Linked DNA regions of Homo sapiens: region 2 is linked to region 1. The links are chromatin loops, found by intact Hi-C in ENCODE. Cell type or tissue: endothelial cell of umbilical vein. All regions are shown on one strand. Links, peaks and the distances in the headings refer to the core of each region. The heading gives the core; the rest is flanking DNA.

What was found. A loop is a pair of places that touch in the nucleus more often than their neighbours do. Peaks named below come from ENCODE experiments on the same cell type or tissue, not always from the same donor. Only the 100,000 strongest peaks of a DNase experiment are listed, where the experiment ranks them.
Region 2: it touches region 1 in a loop (2.3-fold over the local background); 7 of 110 quality-filtered maps call a loop at or near these places.

Annotation. Positions count from the first base shown.
Region 1 is chr16:69,843,094-69,852,746 of GRCh38, forward strand. All of the region lies in intron 6 of WWP2 (WW domain containing E3 ubiquitin protein ligase 2), which reads left to right. Among named protein-coding and RNA genes, the nearest start is that of MIR140, 85 kb to the right of the region's middle. In endothelial cell of umbilical vein, for the core only: no CTCF peak of the experiment used is centred there; a DNase peak (open chromatin) is centred at 6,138; H3K27ac peaks cover 645 bases.
Region 2 is chr16:69,897,598-69,907,250 of GRCh38, forward strand. The region is part of intron 8 of WWP2 (WW domain containing E3 ubiquitin protein ligase 2); the gene reads left to right. Among named protein-coding and RNA genes, the nearest start is that of MIR140, 31 kb to the right of the region's middle. In endothelial cell of umbilical vein, for the core only: no CTCF peak of the experiment used is centred there; no DNase peak of the experiment used is centred there.

The DNA.
Region 1 (9,653 bases), core at 1,191-9,190:
TTGACTGCTTTTTTGTATGTCCGGGGCTGCAGCCACAGTTATTCTTCCAGGATACACATAGAAATGCTTAGAGCAATGGTTCTTTGTGCAATTTTCTGTCATGCATTCTGCTTTGGGGGTGGCCCATGGTTCCCTTGTAATGTTGGTTAAGACCTCCTACGCTTAGAGTCCAAATATTATACTTGTTATACGTATTACAAATGACGTAATGTTATTTACTGAAATTCCCATTTTATACCTGTGTTAGTGGTGCAAACTCATTTCCATGGCAACTGAACGTCTAGGCAGGAAAATAGTTCTAAGTATAAAGAGATGAGGGGAGAGGGTTGGCACCTTTGTTTATTGTTTATTGCAATGTGCAAAATCCCCAGATATTTAGAGGACATTTTGAGGAAAATAATCTTAAATGTACAAACTACGAATGTAGTTTGTAAATCTTTATCACTTGCGGAAAGTAGGTGAGTAACTGGCAGTAAAATCTTCCCAAACGAGGCCAGGCACAGTGGCTCATGCCTGTAATTCCAGCTCTTTTGGAAGATCAAAGTGGGAGGATCGCTTGAGGCCAGGAGTTCCAAGACCAGCCTGGGCAACCTAGGGAGGCTCTGTCTCTATAAAAGATAGAAAAATGAGCTGGGCATGGTAGTGTGTGCCTGTAGTCCCAGCTACTTGGGAGGCTGAGGTGGGAGGATTGCTTGAGCCCAAGAGTTTGAGGCTGCACTGAGCTAGCATCAGGGCACTGGGTAACAGAGTGAGACTATGTCTGTAAAAAAAACAAAAAAACAAAAAAACTTCCCAAACAGACCCTAGGGAGGGGGAATAATGCTTTGAAAAATGGAATATGATTTTAGCCAATACCCGCAGCATCTTAAAAGATCCCTCTGAGGACAGCTGTCAGCTTCTCCAGATTTGGTTGTTTTGTGGGCTTATGAGGTTGTGGTGACTGGCAAGTGGCGGGAGCAAGACAAGATGGACGTTTGGATCTTTTTTCCGTACCTTTATTAGAAGCAGAGATGCCATTTCCCCATTCTCTTTTCTCCAAGTCACTGTAAAGGCGTTGCCTCACTCCCAAAGACCAGTCATGTTTTCCGTGTCTCGGTAGGTGACTTACAATAGTTGGGTCTCACGGGGTGATGAATGACAGTGTAACTGGCAAATCTTGTGTCAACAAAGCCATGATGGGCACCTGGAACTGGAGGAAACAATTTCTTAAGCTAGAACAGCGGTGGGCGAGGAATACTTGAGCATTTCACTCTTTTAGAGAGGAAGGAATACTTGAGTATTTCACTCTTTAGAGAGTGATGCCTTCTCAGCTTTGGTGCTAGTAACTACATCTTAGTCTTTTAGCTGAGTTGGAAAGTTTGTCTCAAACACACCCATATAACTTAATTTGGGGCTCAAAGTCAGATTCAGCTATTAACAAGTTTGGATCTAAATTCTTGACCTATTTACTGGTCTCTGAATTCCTCTAGTTGATCGACCTTGAAATTCAGAGATCCTGTTAAACCTCGTTTGTTGTCATTGGTGTTGAGAATGACACCAGGTCATCGGTGTTGCAGCAGCCAGGCTGCAACAGGAAATCGGATGCATTTTGGCCCATCACACGTGGTAGACATTCAGTGCTAGTTAGTTACTGGTGAGCAAGGTACCTTCCGATAGTGTAAGCCTTATCGGAGTCCTCTGCAGTCTGTTAGCTGCTGCAGGCTTTTACTACGTGTAGCATCTGAGTTTTCCCTGGCCTCTGCCATCTAAGTAACTATTCATTCTGCACTCACATGGAACCTGTTGCCATTCAGCAGGAAATATTTTTGCAAATATTATCCAAAGGCTGTCTCTTTGCCTCCTTAAAAGCCCCCTTTCCACTTTGCTGTTGCAGGTATGAAGGTCACTGTGCACACATGCTTATGACTGTAGGCGGTGGCCAAGGAGTCTATTGGATAAAGGTGTAGGGCTTTGGAATCAGGAGATGCAGATCGAATCCTGGCCTGTCATTTACTTGCTATATGATTTTGGATAAGTCACAAAACCTCTCGGATCCCCAGTTTTTTTCAGGTGTAAAGTGGGGGTATCACCTGTCTCACAGGGTTATTGTGGGAATGAACTGAGATGAGGCATGTCAGTCAGAGGGCCTTACACAACGGGAGCACTCGGTGGAAGTGGCAGTGGGTTTTCTTTGTATCTGGAGACTCGTTTGTGCATGCCTACCCCCCTTCCCTGCTAAGCCTGGGAAGTGAGGCATTACCGGTGCGTTTACATCAAGGACTGTAGTTGGGAGGTGATGAATCAGACCTTTGGGATCAAGGGCAGTCCTTTGCTGTCCTTGCTTTCTGGGGGCAGAGAGAATGATGGGCTTCTGCCTGCTGTCTCCCAGACTAAATATTTAGCTTTTGCTGTCTGAAGGGTAGGTTTTTCTTGGACTTGGGTGCTATTCACTGTGATCAAACAAAGGTGCTCTGACCTGCCCATGAAGGTGAAGACTGCGATGTCAAAGCAACCCTTTCCTCTCCTTCTTTCCTCTGCTTGGTAAAGCTGTAGAACTGGAACTGTGAAAGGGTTTTATCTGAGGGGTTCATTCGTCCAAGCTCATCCCGCAGAGCACCACTTGCTTGCTAAGCAAGGTCTCACAGCTCCATTTCTTAGTGGGATCTTGCCTCTTCTTCAAGAATAATCAGATGAAGCCTGGGCGTGGTGGCTCATGCCTGTAATCCCAGCACTTTGGGAGGCTGAGGCGGGCAGATCACTTGAGGTCAGGAGTTTGAGACCAGGCTGGCCAACATGGTGAAACCCTGTCTCTACTAAAAGTACAAAAATTAGCCAGGCATGGTGGTGTGTGCCTATAATCCCAGCTACTCAGAAGGCTGAGGCAGGAGAATTGCCTGAACCTGGGAGGCGGAGGTTGCAGTGAGCTGAGATCTAGCCACTGCACTCCAGCCTGGGTGACAGAGCCAGACTCCATCTCAAAAAAAAAAAAAAAAAAAAAGAATACTTATCTGGTCTGGCACATGGAAGCCAGCATGGGACTGCCACCAGCAATTCATGCGGCATACATTTGTTTGCCCACAGACTGTGTTAATATGGAATCAGAGGTCTGATTATGTAAAGAAAGAGTTATATCATAAATTGTCATACACTCTTATAATGGAATACTGTCTCACAGTAAAAATGGGTGAAAAATGGTTATATCCATATGGTGGAATCTTAGAAACATAATGTTGAACAAGAGAAGCAGGTCATAGAAAACAGTACCATAGTAGGATGTCATACGTAGAAAGTTGAAAAATGCAAAGCCAAACAATACATGTTGTATGGATACCTTCAGAGGCAGTAAAACTATAAAAAATGGATGGGGCTGGGTGTGGTGGCTCACGCCTGTAATCCCAGCATTTTGGGGAGGTCGAGGCGGATGGATCACTTGAGGTCAGGAGTTCAAGACCAGCCTGGCCAACATGGCGAAACTTCTTCTCTACTAAAAATATAAAAATTAGCTTGGCATGGTGGCGTGCACCTGTAATCCCTGCTATTCGGGAGGCTGAGGTAGGAGAATCACTTGAACCCCCGAGGTGGAGGTTGCAGTGAGCCGAGATTGCGCCACTGCACTCCAGCTGAGTGATGGAGTGAGACTCTGTCTCAAGAAAAAAAAAAAAAGAAAAAAGAATGGGAATAATGAATCCTGAATTCAGGAGGTTATCTTGGGAGGAGGCAGACAGGTGTAATGAGAAAAGAGTACAGAGAAAGTTTCTAAGATACTGGTCATGTTGTTTCTTTGCCTGGGTGGTGGCTCCCAAGTGTTCATTATTTTATTCTTCTTTAAACGAAATATATATTTAGAGTCTTGCTCTGTCACCCTGGCTAGAGTGCAGTGGCTCACCCACAGCTCACTGCAGCCTCAAAATCCTGGGCTCCAGGGATCCTCTTGCTTTAGCCTCCCAAGTAGCTGGGACTACAGGTGTGTGCCAGGCCCTACACCTGCTGCCAGGCTCTTTTTATTATTTATTTATTTATTTTTAAATTTGAGATGGAGTCTTGCTCTGTCGCCCAGGCTGGAGTGCAGTGCCACGATCTCGGCTCACTATAAACTCTGCCTCCCAGGTTCAAGCAATTCTCCTGTCTCATCCTCCAGAGTAGCTGGGACTACAGGCACATGCCACCATGCCCGACTAATTTTTGCATTTTTAGTAGAGACGGGGTTTCACCATATTGGTCAGGCTGGTCTCAAACTCCTGACTTCAGGCGATCCACGCACCTTGGCCTCCCAAAGTGCTGGGATTACAGGCATGAGCCACCATGCCCTGCCTTTTTATTTATTTTTCTTATTTTTTTTTTTTTTAATTTTTTTGAGATGGAGTTTCACTCTTGTTGCCCAGGGTGGACTGCAATGGTGCAAACTCAGCTCACTGCAACTTCTCTCTCCCAGGTTCAAGCTATTCTCCTGCCTCAGCCCCTGAGTAGCTGGGATTACAGGCATGCGCCACCATGCCTGACTAATTTTGTATTTTTAGTAGAGATGGGGTTTCTCCATGTTGGTCAGGCTGGTCTCGAACTCCCGACCTCAGGTGATCTGCCCGCCTCGGCCTCCTAAAGTGCTGGGATTACAGCTGTGAGCCACCGCGCCTGGCCAGGCTCTTTTTAATAACCCATTCTTGCAGGTTCCCAACAGAGAGAACTCACTCACCCCCATGAGAGGACATTAATTTATTCATGAGGGATCCACCCCCATGACCTAAACACCTCCCACTAGGTCTCACCTCCCAACTCTGCCACATTGGGAATCAAATTTCAACATGAATTTTGGTGGGGACAAACTGCATCCAAACCATAGCAGGGAGTCAAGTTGGAATGAAGCCCACAGGACTGTCTGTGAGTGGAGCTGCTCCTCCTAGCACCTCACGACTTCCTCTGGCTTGAATAACTGGCTCCTCTGTCTAGAATCTCAGTAAAATTTCCATAGTCATACAGGGAAATGGAACAACAACAACAAAATGAGAAGAATGCATTTAATTTGCTTTTTGATTCATAAAATTTTTCATTAATAGGGATTAACATAAGGGATCTTAGTTAAGAAGCTGTCAGCTGGGCGCAGTGGCTCAGCGTGCAGGCTGGGTGTAATCCCAGCGCTTTGGGAGGCTGAGGTGAGTGGATCACCTGAGGTCGGAAGTTCAAGACCAGCCTGACCAACATGGAGAAACCCCATCTCTTCTAAAAATACAAAGTTAGCCAGGCGTGGTGGCGCATGCCTGTAATCCCGGCTACGTGGGGAGCTGAGGCAGGAGAATCACTTGAATCTGGGAAGTGGAGGTTGTGGTGAGCCCAGATCGTGCCATTGCACTCCAGCCTGGTCAACAAGAGCAAAGCTCCATCTCAAAAAAAAAAAACAAACAAACAAGAAGCGAAGTGTCAATAGCTAGGTGCAGTGGCTCATGCCTGTAATCCCAGCACTTTGGGAGGCTGAGTTGGGAGGATTGCTTGAGCCCAGGAATTTGAGGCTATAGTGAGCCAAGATGGAGACCCTGCAATCCAGCCTGGGCAACAGAGCTAGATGCTGTTGCTAAAAAAAAAAAAAAAAAAAAAAAAGAAGCTATATATAGAGCCTTCAACAATTTATTTTCCTTTCTTATGTGTATATGTATTTAAGCTATTTTGTTTAAGAATGCATGTGAACGCACATGAGAGAGTGTGTATGTGTGTGTTTGTGTGTGCATGTAGGCCTGGGGACCTTGGATTTGCCTGTGGCCCTCATCAGCTGTCAGTAGTGGCCAGTGTTGGTCACAATCTGCATTTTAAGATGTCTTTCCCAGTGATTTTTTTACATGGAAAAGTTTCAGAGCCTCTTAGATAGTTTTCTTTCTCACTCCTTTACTCTTCTTTTTTTGTCCTGCTTTGATGAAAACATATCAGATTTATTGGCTCCCTTGCCTTGGCATTAACGGCCTCTGAAGATTTAAAAGATCTGTAATCTCGGAGACTTATAAAGCCTAACCGTCTCCGGTGAGCTCTAAATAGATCATCAACTGTGTCTGCAGACAGCCTATCCCAGAAAGGAAAGAAAAATAAACTCAGGCGGGTGTGAGTCCACTGTGAACACTTCAGGAAGTCCTGGGAGGGCCGGGGGAGAATTGGGAAGCAGAGCTAGCAGGGAGGAGGGGTGGAGGGTGGATAGGAGCTGAGCCTTGGGCACTAGGCCATTCTCACAGTCATTGTTGGCTGGCGGTTGCCACCCCTCCTTCCACTGAGGTGACTAAAGGCTGCTTGATTGGGAACTGCAGTTATTTAGAGATGTTGCCCTGTCAGCAGGAAAGTCCTCCCATGCAGTAGCTTATGCTTAAAATCTGGGTATTGCCTCATTTCTGTTGCTGGGGAAGACAATGGAATAAGTGTTATTTATTTATTTATTTATTCATTCATTCATTCATTCATTCATTCATTCAGTTATAATTAAGACATAGTCCCTGCTCAAAGTCCCTGCTTGTAGGCAGGGCTTTCTTCTGAGCAGTTGGTAAATATGGAATAGGATTGAGACAGTGGTCAAGGGTCCCACTGCATTCTCCAAGCCAGACGTTGAAAAGTAATCATGGCTGGGCATGGTGGCTGTATGCCTGAGTCCCAGCTCTTTGGGAGGCTGAGGCAGAAGGATCGCTTGAGGCCAGGAGTTTGAGGCTGCAGTGAGTTATGATCGTGCCACTGCACTCCAGCCTGGACAACATAGGGAGACCCTGTCTCTTAAAAAAAAAATCATGGAGATTAATTACACACTCATTTATACATTGGTTTATTTTGCATCAATTAAAATGATACATGGTACCTTATTATACATTTATTTATTGCATAGATATTTATTTGGCATTTACTCTGTATGAGCCTAGAGAGATGTTTATAATGCCAGATGTGGCATGCGCCAGAAAGCTGGTTATAAACTAGGAGGAAGGAAGGCAAATCTCTGCCGTTGAAGGCAATATTCACTTGATATACATGAATGCCAGGCTCTGAGCTGTCGTGGTGATTAAAAGATGAAAAGTCGGCCGGGCGCAGTGGCTCACGCCTGTAATCCCAGCACTTTGGGAGGCCAAGGTGGGCAGATCATGAGGTCAGGAGATTGAGACCATCCTGGCTAACACGGTGAAACCCCGTCCCTACTAAAAATACAAAAAAATTAGCCGGGCGTGGTGGTGTGCGCCTGTAGTCCCAGCTACTCGGGAGGCTGAGGCAGGAGAATGGTGTGAACCCAGGAGGTGGAGCTTGCAGTGAGCCGAGATCACACCACTGCACTCCAGCCTGGGCAACAGACTGAGACTCCATCTCAAAAAAAAAAAAAAAATGATGAAAAGTCAGGGTCCCTGACATCAGGGAGTGTCTCTAGTAGGAGACAGATGCATGGATGAGTTAGAGTCTAGTGTGATGGATCCATGGTGATGGTATGTACACATGCAAGAGGAATGTAGTGGGACATTACCTAGATATGCCTGGGAGATTTGGGGAAGACCTCCCACATTTGAGCAGTATTTTGAAGGAGTTTGCCAGACCGACGAAGTGGGGTTCAGGGATGTCACTGCAGGCAGAGGGTACAGCATGAGTGAAGGCAAGGAGGAGTAAGAGAACTTGATGTATTTGAGGAAATAAAAGTCATTTAGAAATGTTGACATGTAAGATATTAGGGATGATAGCGTAGCAAACTAGGGTTTGCAGGCTGAATCCAGCCTGCCATCTGCTTTTTTGTTGGTGTTCTTGTTTGTTTGTTTGTTTTTGCTGGGTGAAATCTGCCGTGTTTTTTTTAGAGCACTTTTAGGTTCCCCCAAACATATATACTCTCTTCCCCACTATCAACATCCCCCACCAGAGTGGTACATTTGTTAGAATGATGAGCCTGCATTGACACATCATTGTCACTCAAAGTCCAAAATGTATATTAGGTTTCACTCTTTAATTTTTTTTTTTTTTTTTTGGACAGAGTCTCGCTCTGTCATTCCACTGGCTGGAGTGCAGTGGCTCAATCTCAGCTTACTGCAACCTCTGCCTCCCAGGTTCAAGTGAGTCTCATGCCTCAGCCTCCTGAGTAGCTGGGATTACAAGCATTCACCACCATGCCCAGCTAATTTTTTTTTTTTGTATTTTTAGTAGAGATGAGGTTTCCCCATGTTGGCCAGGCTGGTCTTGAACTCCTGGACTCAAGTGATCCACGTGCCTTGGCCCTCACATGTATCCACCATTACTCTGTCATACAGAGTAGTTTCACTGCCCTGTGCTTCATCTATTCATCTCTCCCTCCCGTCCCCAGCCCATTGTAACCACTGATATTTTATTGTCTGCATAGTTTTGCCATTTCCAGAATGTCGTATAGCTGGATCATAGAGTATATAGCCTTGTCAGATTGGCTTCTTTCACTTAGTAATTGGGATTTACGTTTCTTTCACGTCTTCTCATGGCTTGATATTTTGGGTACTGAATAATATTTCATTGTCTGCATGTACCACAGTTTATCCATTCACTTTTACATTCCTCCTCCACAGTTTATTCATTCATTTACTGGTTGCTTCCAAGTTTTGGCAATGATGAATAATAAAGCTGCCATAAACATTAGTGTGCAGGTTTCTGTGCAGATAAAAGTTTTCAACTCGGTCGGGAACGGTGGCTCATGCCTGTAATCCTAGCACTGTGGGAGGCCGAGGCAGGCATATCGCAAGGTCAAGAGATCCAGACCATCCTGGCCAACATAGTGAAACCCCATCTCTAGTAAAAATACAAAAAAAAATTAGCTGGGCGTGGTAGTGCGCTCCTGGAGTCCCAGCTACTCGGGAGGCTGAGGCAGGAGAATAGCTTAAATCTGGGGGGTGGAGTTTGCAGTGAGCTGAGATCACGCCACTGCACTCCAGCCTGGCGACAGAGCAGCGAGATTCCAGCTAAAACAAAACAAAACAAAACAAAACAAAGTTTTTAACTTGCTTGGGTAAATACAAAGGAACATGATTGCTGGGTCATATGGTAAAAGTATGCTTAGTTTTGTAAGAAACTGCTAAACTGTTTTCCAAAACGGCTGCACCAGTTTGCATTGCCACCAGCAGTGAGTGAGAGTTCCTGTTGCTCCACATCTTCACCAGGTTTGATGTAGTCCATTTTCTGGATTTTGGCTATTCTAATGGGTATCTAGTGATATCTCACTTTAATTTGCATTTCCTGGATGATATATGATGTGGAGAGTCTCTTTTTTTTTTTGAGAAAGAGCCTCACTCTGTTGTCCAGGCTGGAGTGCAATGGTGTGATCTCGGCTTACTGCACCCTCCACCTCCTAGGTTCAAGTGATTCTCCTGCCTCAGCCTCCTGAGTAGCTGGGTGGCACCTGCCACCACGCCCAGCTAATTTTTTTGTATTTTAAGTAGAAACTGGGTTTCACCATGTTGGCCAGGTTGGTCTCGAACTCCTGACCTCAGGTGATCCGCCCACCTCGGCCTCCCAAAGTGCTGGGATTACAGGCATGAGCTGCCTTGCCCGGCCTATGATATGGAGAGTCTTTTCATATGCTTATATTCCATCTGTATATCTTCTTTGGCAGGGTGTCTGTTCAGGTCCTTTGCCCATTTTAAAAATCTGGTTGTTCATGTTCTTATTGTTGAGTTTTAAGCATTTTTTGTATATTTTGGATAGCAGTTCTTTATCAGATATATGTT
Region 2 (9,653 bases), core at 590-8,589, 54 kb after region 1:
TCTTGACAGCTAGAAAGAATGGCTGCAGTAGGCCAGGCGCAGTGGCTCACGCCTGTAATCCCAGCACTTTGGGAGGCCGAGCTGGGTGGATCACAAGGTCAGGAGTTCGAGACCAGCCTGGCCAATGTGGTGAAACCCCATCTCTACTAAAAATACAAAAATTAGCCGGGTGTGGTGGCGCATGCCTGTAGTCCCAGCTACTCAGGAGGCTGAGGCAGAAGAATGGTTTGAACCAGGGAGGCGGAGGTTACAGTGAGCCGAGATCGTACCACTGCACTCTAGCCTGGGCGACAGAGTGAGACTCCATCTCAAAACAACAAAACAAAACAAAACAAAACAAAAAAAACACAATGAAACAATGGCTGCAGTAAAGTTTTCCTGTGCATGCCTTTTTGTGTATGTGGTTTTTTCTTTTTCTTTTCTTTCTTTCTTTTTTTTTTTTTTTTGAGACAGAGTCTTGCTCTGTTGCCCAGGCTGGAGTGTGCAGTGGCACAATCTCGGCTCACTGCAACCTCCGCCTCCTGAGTTCAAGTGATTCTCCTGCCTCAGCCTCCCAAGTAGCTGGGATTACAGGCATCTACCACCATGCTTGGCTAGTTTTTGTTTTTTTAGTAGAGACAGGGTTTCGCCATGTTAGCCAGGGTGGTCTCAAATTCCCAACCTCAGGTGATCTGCCCACCTCGGCCTCCCAAAGTGCTGGGATTACAGGTGTGAGCCACCACTCCCAGCCAGTTATTTCTTAAAGATTTGTACAGCAACTGGAATTTCTGCATTATAGGAAATGAAGATCTTCAACTTCAGTAGGTATTATCAAATTGCCTGAGTCACCTAACCAATTCATACTCCTGTGAGCATGCATAAGCATTCCTGCTAAAACTTAGTGTTGTCAGGTTCGTTTCATGTGGGCCAGTCTAATGGGCATGAATGGTACATCTTTGAGGATTCAGTTTGAAGTTCCCTGATTACTATTGAGATTGAACCTCTTTTTACATGTCTTTATTAGGTTCTTTGGTTTCTTCTTTTATAAATTGCCTATTTATTTTTGTCCATTTTTTATTTGTCTTTATATATATTTATTTTTAATCTGCAGGATTCTTTTTTGTTGTTGTTTTTGTTTGTTTTTGAGACGGAGTTTCACTCTTGTTGCCCATGCTGGAGTGCAATGGCGCAATCTTGGCTCACTGCAACCTCTGCCTCCCAGGTTCAAGCAGTTCTCTTGCCTCAGCCTCTGGAGTAGCTGGGATTACAGGCATGTGCCACCACTCCCAGATACTTTTTCTGTATTTAGTAGAGACGGGAATTCACCATGTTGGTCAGGCTGGTCTTGAACTCCTGACCTCAGGTGATCCACCTGCCTCGGCCTCCCAAAGTGCTGGGATTACAGGCATGAGCCACCACACCCAGCCAATCTGCAGGATTCTTAATAATGCTAGGTACAAATTGCTTCTCAATTATACGCATTGCAAATATTTGCTCCCAGTCTGTGGCTTGTCTTTTCAATTTGCTTATGGTGCCTTTTATTGTACAAGAGTTAATAATTTTAAATAGCCAAATCTGTAATCTTTTTCATGTGTCTTTTGTGTTTTGTCTAAAATTCTTCCCTACTCCTAAGTTACATAAAAATGTTACAGGCCACACTTGGTGGTTCTTGCCTGTAACTTTAGCACTTTGGGAGGCTTAGGCAGGCAGATTGCTTGAGCCCAGGAGTTCAAGACCAGCCTGGACAGCATAGTGAGATACCCATCTCAGCAACAACAACAACAACACAAATTTTATACACATTCCACATTTTATTTATTCTGATATGCATGTTATTTCACATTTTAACTTGTTTAAAAAATCAAGATGTGGGCCGGGTGCAATGGCTCATGCCTATAATCCCAGCACTTCGCGAGGCCGAGGCAGGTGGATCACCTGAGGTCAGGAGTTCAAGACCAGCCTAGCCAAGATGGTGAAACCCTGTCTCTACTAAAAATACAAAAATTAGCCAGGTGTATTGGTGCATGCCTGTAATCTCAGCTACTCGGGAGGCTGAGGCAGGGAATTGCTTGAACCCGGGAGGCGGAGGTTGCAGAGCCAAGATTGTACCACTGCACTCCAGCCTGGGTGACAGAGTGAGACTCCGTCTCAAAAAAAAAAAAAAAAAAAAAAAAATCAAGTTGTGGTTTATAGGCACTGGGGTGGCATAATTTAATTGGCAGTGTTTTTTTTCTTAGTGTTATGTTTAATAATCTTACAATCGATGGCATTTTAGATTTGATGAAAAACAATATATAATTTCTAAACAAAATTTTGATTGTCTTAGTCATATTACTTTAAACTTGCCTTTTCTACCCAATATATTGTAAATACCTGAACAAGTCAATATTTATCTACAATGTTATTTTTAAGGAATGAATACCCATTATAGGAATAACATGATTTATTTGATTAACTCTCCATTTGGGGGTGTTTAGGTTGCTTCCAGTTTTTCTGTAACTGCTGTAATATGACGTAACAGATGCACTTATAGCTAAATTTTTGACACCTAATTATTTCTTTGGGATATGTCCTAGAAGTAAAGTAGCTGAGTTAAGGGCCATTCACAAGAAAAATAATTAAACGGTATTCACATAATAAAGGTTTTTTGGCCAAATTGCCCTTTGGAAAGAGTGTACCCATTTTTGCTCCCATTGATCGTTCTTGATAGTAACTGTCCCTATACTGCCAACCTTTTATCTGCAAAAATGTTAAAAAGAATTTTTTAGAGGCTGGGTGCAGTGGCTCACGCCTGTAATCCCAGCACTTTTGGGAGGCCGAAGCAGGAAGATTGCTTGAGCCCAGGAGTTCAAAACCACCCTGGGTAATATGGCGAGACTCTGTCTCTATTTTTAAAAAAGATAATTAAAAGAATTTTTTATAGATGCATATATTTTAATGTTGCCAACTTTTTTTTTTTTCTTTGAGACAGAGTCTTGCTCTGTCACCCAGGCTGGAGTGCAGTGGTGCGATCTCAGATCACTGCATCCTCCGCCTCCTGGACTCAAGCGATTCTCCTGCCTCAGCCTCCTGAGTAGCTGGGACTACAGGTGCGTGCCACCATGTCTGCCTAATTTTTTGTATTTTTAGTAGAGACGGGGTTTCACCATGTTGGCCAGGGTGGTCTCGAACTCTTGACCTCAGGTGATCTGCCCGCCTTGGCCTCCCAAAGTGCTGGAATTACAGGCGTGAGTCACCGTGCCTGGCTAGTGTTGCCAACCTCTATTGAGGAGCTTTGGTAAAGATAAAAAAGATAAGAAGAAAGACTTAATTCAGGAGCTTTGGTAGCTGCTCCCATGCCATCCTGTGTTTGGAGGCATAAAGTGCTGGTTGTTGAGTTATTAAAAGGTTAGTGTGCTTAGATTTAAAGGCTAGTTCCTTATTTCAGGAAGGGTCCTTCGGGGAAGGACTGAGTTTAACACATTTCCTACCCAGTTTACAAAGGACCTACTGAAGCACTAAACACAGTGCACAGGAATTATATTCCACTGCAGACAGATTGCTGACTCATAAAACAGCCTGAAAACATCCCTACAGAAGAAATAAATCTTATGGTTCTCCCCGGAAGTGGCCAAAGCTTGGAGGAAGAATAGGACTTGGCTCAGAAACATTTATTATAGGAGCATAGAATACAAAAATGTGATTTTATGTAGCTTTTGCCTGTGGGGCATTGAACTTCTGAAGAGGCAGCTTTAAGAATACTTGAGTACTTCCAGTGTATTCTTCTTAAGTTTAATTTTTGTCTAAGTAACCAGCAAGACATCTTTTCTTTAGGATGTGAAAGGGTTCAGGTGTGGTCTTATTTCCTTTTCTCTGAGATGGAGTCTTGCTCTGTCGCCCAGTCTGGGGTGCAGTGGCGCGATCTCAGCTCATTGCAAGCTCTGCCTCCCGGGTTCATGCCATTCTCCTGCTTCAGCCTCCCGAGTAGCTGGGACTACAGGCATGTACCACCACGCCCAGCTAATTTTTTTGTATTTTGAGTAGAGACGGGGTTTCACATGGTCTTATTTTCTAATGGAGAGAGTGGATTTTGATTGAGTTAGCTTTACTAATAATGCCCAGTGCTTGTGTCAGTGAAAAGTAAGCAAATTAATGAATAATACAAGCTGATAATGCTCTTACCAAGACTGAAATTTTGACCATTTTGGTGTATCAATTTATAAGGGCCACTTGAAAAGAATTGCTGTTAGCCAGGCGTGGTGGCGAGTCCCTGTAATCCCAGCTACTCGGGAGGCTGAGGCAGGAGCATCACTTGAACTCGGGAGATGGAGGTTACAGTGAGTTGAGATTGCACCACTGCACTCCAGCCTGGGTGACAGAACGAGACTTCGTCTCTAAATAAATAAATATATAAATAGAGAATTTATCTAAAATTCACTCGAACTCTTTGCCCAGCTTTAATCCCTTTTAGCTTAATCCTATTCTTGGTGAAATGTTGATTTGGTTCAAACAGGTGAATCTGACCAAGAAATATGGTGATCAGAATGGTTGAACACACACTGTAACAACGGGTAATTGAGCATTAATTTCCTGAAGACCTTTGGGAAACCTTTGACAAGAAAACATGGTTCAGGAGACCAGATGATTTCCTGTCTGATAACATGAGAGAGATGCTGATGTCATTCTAATAATGAGATGGAGATGTTTAGCCTTTAACCTGTGAAGATGGCAATTGTGAGTGGATTGGGACGTAGGGTTGGAACATGGTTCATATACAACTGAACCAAGGGCAGCTACAATCCATCAGTGCAAAGGTAATTTAGGGAAAGGAAAAAGTACCTAAGATTAATTGCAGTCAGACGGAGACTGCTTTTAAAGTACTTTGAAGTACAAAGACCTCGTGTAGTCCATGATCCAACCAAATGTTACTCATTGAAGGCCAAGGAGCAATGTGTTGGGTAGGGACTGAAAACAAGCTTGGTGCTTTGAACACTGTTCCTGAGAGCATCAACGGAAGCTATCGAGGGGGACAGGAGATGACCCATGTGACCAAGATGCAGTGTTGAGACCCGTGGGTAGTTTGATTGAAAAGCCTTTTAATCTCAGTGTGAAGGAGTTGCTTATAAGTGACAGAAATATAACCTCTGACAGGGATGCGCTGATGAAAAATTGATACCAGTGTCACTTTCTTGGCATGGGGGGGACCAAACCAAGACAGTCGGAGGCTCCATCTATGTGAGTCAGCGGCCACTGAGGAGGAACAGGAATCAGGAGGCTCGTCTGGTTGGTGATAGAATCCACCGACTGTGCTGCCTGAATGAAGGGGAGAGATTTGTGTGAATTATGAATAGCCATGCAGGTGAGGGAGGAGTGAGGTTCTGTGAGAAAGGGAGGCAGGCCAGGTCATGGATCAGGGAGGACCCGCAGGGACATTTAATCTGAGCAGGGGTCCAACTGCAAAAGGAAAAAATGATATCAAAAAAGGTGATGGAAGAAAGGTCTTGTTCCTCTGGCAACTATTCTTCTCGCTAAGCCAGTTGAGGGGGTTCATAGAAGGACATTGAGCTTTGCGGGACAATAATAGTCCCTGAAAGAGAGACTTTCATTTCCAGCATCAGCCGTGATCAAAGATGGAAGGGTGGGCCTTATCTGGGCCTGTGTCCTCTGAAGACCTGCTGAAACTGTTGAATATAAGGGAAGAGGACTCAGCACTGATTTCATTTCTGGCAGTGTGTGGGAATACCACTGTGTCAATTACAGACATTTATTTCATGGAATTTGAAGCATTAGCCTACCTTCATATTAAAACGTTAGCCAAAGTGTAATAAAATCAGTGTTTCTCTCCTTGTCTCAAATGAACATAAAAGATGTCAAAAGTGGAGACTGCTGATAAGATGAAAGTTGAAAGAATTTTTGGAATAAAAGAAAAATGGCCGGGCGCAGTGGCTCACACCTGCAATCCCAGCACTTTGGGAGGCCGAGGAGGGTGGATCACAAGGTCAGAAGATCGAGACCATCCTGGCCAACATGGTGAAACCCCATCTCTACTAAAATACAAAAAAATTAGCCAGGTGTGGTGGCGCATACCTGTAGTCCCAGCTACTCAGGAGGCTGAGGCAGGGGAATCGGTTGAACCCAGGAGGTGGAGGTTGCAGTGAGCCGAGATTGCGCCACTGCCCTCCAGCCTGGCGACAGAGCAAGAATCTGTCTCAAAAAAAAAAAAAAAGAAAGAAAGAAAAATGTGTTTAAGTTTTGTTTTTAAGCTCCAATTGCTACAACAGATATTTTGTCTTTATAAAAGGGGCAGCCCACCCAAATATTAGAGTTTTCCAAATAGTGACTGAAAAATGAGCGTACTAGTATTAGGGCTTTTGTGCCACAAAACTACCCAAAGAACTGTTTTCAAGGAAGGGAAGGATGCAGCTAAATTCTTCGGGAGTGCTGGAGAGTTCTCAGCTACTTAAATTGCATTAGGAGCAGATGTTATAAAAGAGAGGCTTGCTGCCATTGGCGCTCAGCGCTTTCATTTTTTAATACTTATCCTTAAGCCAAATATCTTTCTCAGGACTTTCTTCATTTCCAAATTCAGATGAATAAAGAGGGTATCAGATTTGCTCCTCTGTTACCGAGCAGACAGAAGGTATTTGGAGAATTGCTGTGAAGCTACAGTATGTCGGCTGTCTTCTGTGCTAGAAGGCCCTGCCAAATCCCCACAGACGAAACACCAGCCTCTTGAGCTGGCAATATTGTTACCCCTTTGCTTTTAAATCAGAAGGGCATTCAGAGGGAGAAGATCTTTAACTATACCCAGTGCGCATTTTCTTTTTTTTTTTTTTTGAGTTGGGGTCTATTGCCTAGGCTGGAGTGCAGAGGTGTGATCACGGCTCACTGCAGCCTCCAACTCCTGGGCTCAAGTGATCCTCCTGCCTCAGTCTCCTGAGTAGGTACGATTACAGGTATGTGCCAGCACATCTGACTATTTAAAAAAATTTTTTTATAGAGATGGGATCTTGCTATGTTGCCCAAGCTGGCCTCAAACTCCTGGTTTCAAGTGATCCTCCTGCCTTAGCCTCCCAAAGTTCTGGTACTGTAGGCATGAGCCACTGTACCTGGCCCTAGTGTGCATTTTCATCTGGCCACTTTTGCCAGATCCTGCCCTTTTGGTAAAATACTAAATGAAATATGAAGATCTCCCTTTTGCAGTGGGAGGAACCAGGGCATCTGGGTCAAATCCCCAGGAGTCTCATCAGTCAGAGCCTTGAGCAAGAATGCCCGGGAGAGAAAACATCCCTACATGCTATTTAATGGTGTTTGTCATGTTAAATAAGTAAGCAAGAGGCCGTTAGCCTGAAGCTGTCTCCATACTTCCAGTTCTTACATAGCAAACTACAACCTAACTTAGTACGTAAACCAACCAAAACCCAAATTAGGAGTATATGTTTTTTGTAACAAATAGCTGGGTTCCAGCCAGTCACAGGCAGGCAGCTGATCAGACCACGCCCAAATAAGGCAGACGCCCAGCTGTAGCTGTTTAGATGATTTCTCTACCTTGCTTCCGTGTTCAGCCTCTAAAGACTTGCCGCTCACACTGCTTGGCAGCGCTCTCTGAGCCTCTCCTGGTTCTGAGTGCTGCCCAGTTCCTGGATCATTCTTAAATAAACTTGGTTAAATTTATTTTGTCTAATGTTTGTCTTTAAACAGTAGCACTCTGGTCCTCAACCAAGAGTTGTCCGCTTTGGGGGGTGTGTAGAACCTCCAGATCTCACTGTTCTTGGGGCCAGCCCTCCTAGTGGTGCAAAATGTGTACCTTCTTCCAGGAGATCAGATCTGAGCAGAAGATTGTGATTAAAATGGAGCCTAGAAATGTCTGTGGACCCATTACAGGTTGAGTGTTCCTGTTCTGAAATGCCCCCAAATCCAGAACTTTTTGAGTTCCGACATGATGCTTAAAGGAAATACTGGAGAATTTAGGATTTCAGGTTTTCAGATTAGGGATGTTCAGCTGGTATGTATTCTGCAGATATTCCAAAATCTGAAAACAAAAAATCCAAAATCTGAAACACTTCTGGTCCCAAGCATCTAGAGAAGGGGCTACTCAACCTGTATAATTCCTCCCTAGTCATCTTGATCCTACCTCAATGCCAGTGCTAGGGAAGGCTGCTCACTTTGAGATCAGGATTGGGAAGCCACCTGGCACATGGCCATGTAGTAGAGTCCTTATAAATTTCAGTTCATCTTCCTTTTCTGCCCATTCTTCCTTTCAGCAAAGCATGGTGAAACTCATGGGCTTGGGGGGCAGAGCTGAGTTTGAATCCCATTGAAGAGTTACATAGTTTCTCTGAGCCTCAGTTTCCTCAGTGGTGATGGTGATTCCACCTTAAAGGATGAAGGCAAGGATTGCATACATGGTGTTAGCCTGTAGCTCGTGGTAGATTCTCAGTGGGTAATGGTGTCTCCTCTGCTTCTTTCTTACCTTGAAAACCTTATGTATCTGTTTCTTTTTCTTTCCTTTTCTTTTCTTTCTTTTTTTTTTTTGAGACGGAGTCTTGCTCTGTCGCCCAGACTGGAGTGCAGTGGTGCGATCTTAGCTCACTGCAAGCTCCGCCTTCCGGGTTCACGCCATTCTCCTCCCTCAGCCTCCCAAGTAGCTGGGACTACAGGTGCCTGCCACCATGCCCAGCTATTTTTTTATATTTTTAGTAGAGACAGGGTTTTACTGTGTTAGCCAGGATGATCTTGATCTCCTGACCTTGTGATCTGCCCGCCTTGGCCTCCCACAGTGCTGGGATTACAGGTGTCAGCCACCGCACCCGGCCTTACGTATCTGTTTCTGGACTAGCTTCTGAGGGGCTGATCAATGCAGTCCACTAACCAGACATCCCAGTTTAAATAAGAAGTGGCAGTGAGTACAGGTAATATCTATCAGTGTAGATACATCAGGCTTAATAGTAGAAGTTAGGACTTTTTTCTTCATATACAGTTAGCTCTGCTATAACATATGTGCTCCTAAAAGTCAGCACGTGATGCAAAATTATGCAGTTAAAAACCATAGAGGGTAGGCACGTTGGTTTGTGATACCAGCACTTTGAGAGGCTGAAGTGGGAGGATTATTTGAGCCCAAGAGTTCGAGACCAGCCTGGGCAAAGCAAGACCCTGTCTCTACGAAATAAAAAGATTAGCTGGGCCTCGTGGCATGCACTTGTTTTCCTAGCTACTTGGGAGGCTGAGGCAGGGGTATCACTTGAACCCAAGAATCAGAGGCTGTAGTGAGCTATGATCACACCACCACACTCCAGCTCGGGCAACAGAGCAAGACTCTGTCTTTAAAAAAATAAAAAGAAAAATATGTTAAAAGGATAAAAACCACAGGGCTTGTGGGGAAAAGTGAGTAGGAATGTAATACTAAAAATATTTGTCAATGACACATTAAAAAGGAACCTAATAATGATAGCAGTTTTACACATGTTAAATGATTACGAAATAGATAACACTACAGTAAATATGGCATTTTCTCTTGAGAAGACCTGAAGTTTGCTTGTGGAAGCAGGTGTCAGAAGTTGGAGCTTGTGAGTATTACTGTGAACTGGTGCATGGAGGGCTATCTGAAATCAGATGGGAGTTGTAACTCCAGATGTTGACGGTGTAGCCTATTAATACATTGTAAACTGAGGAGGTTGCTAGATGCCTGTGGGTTT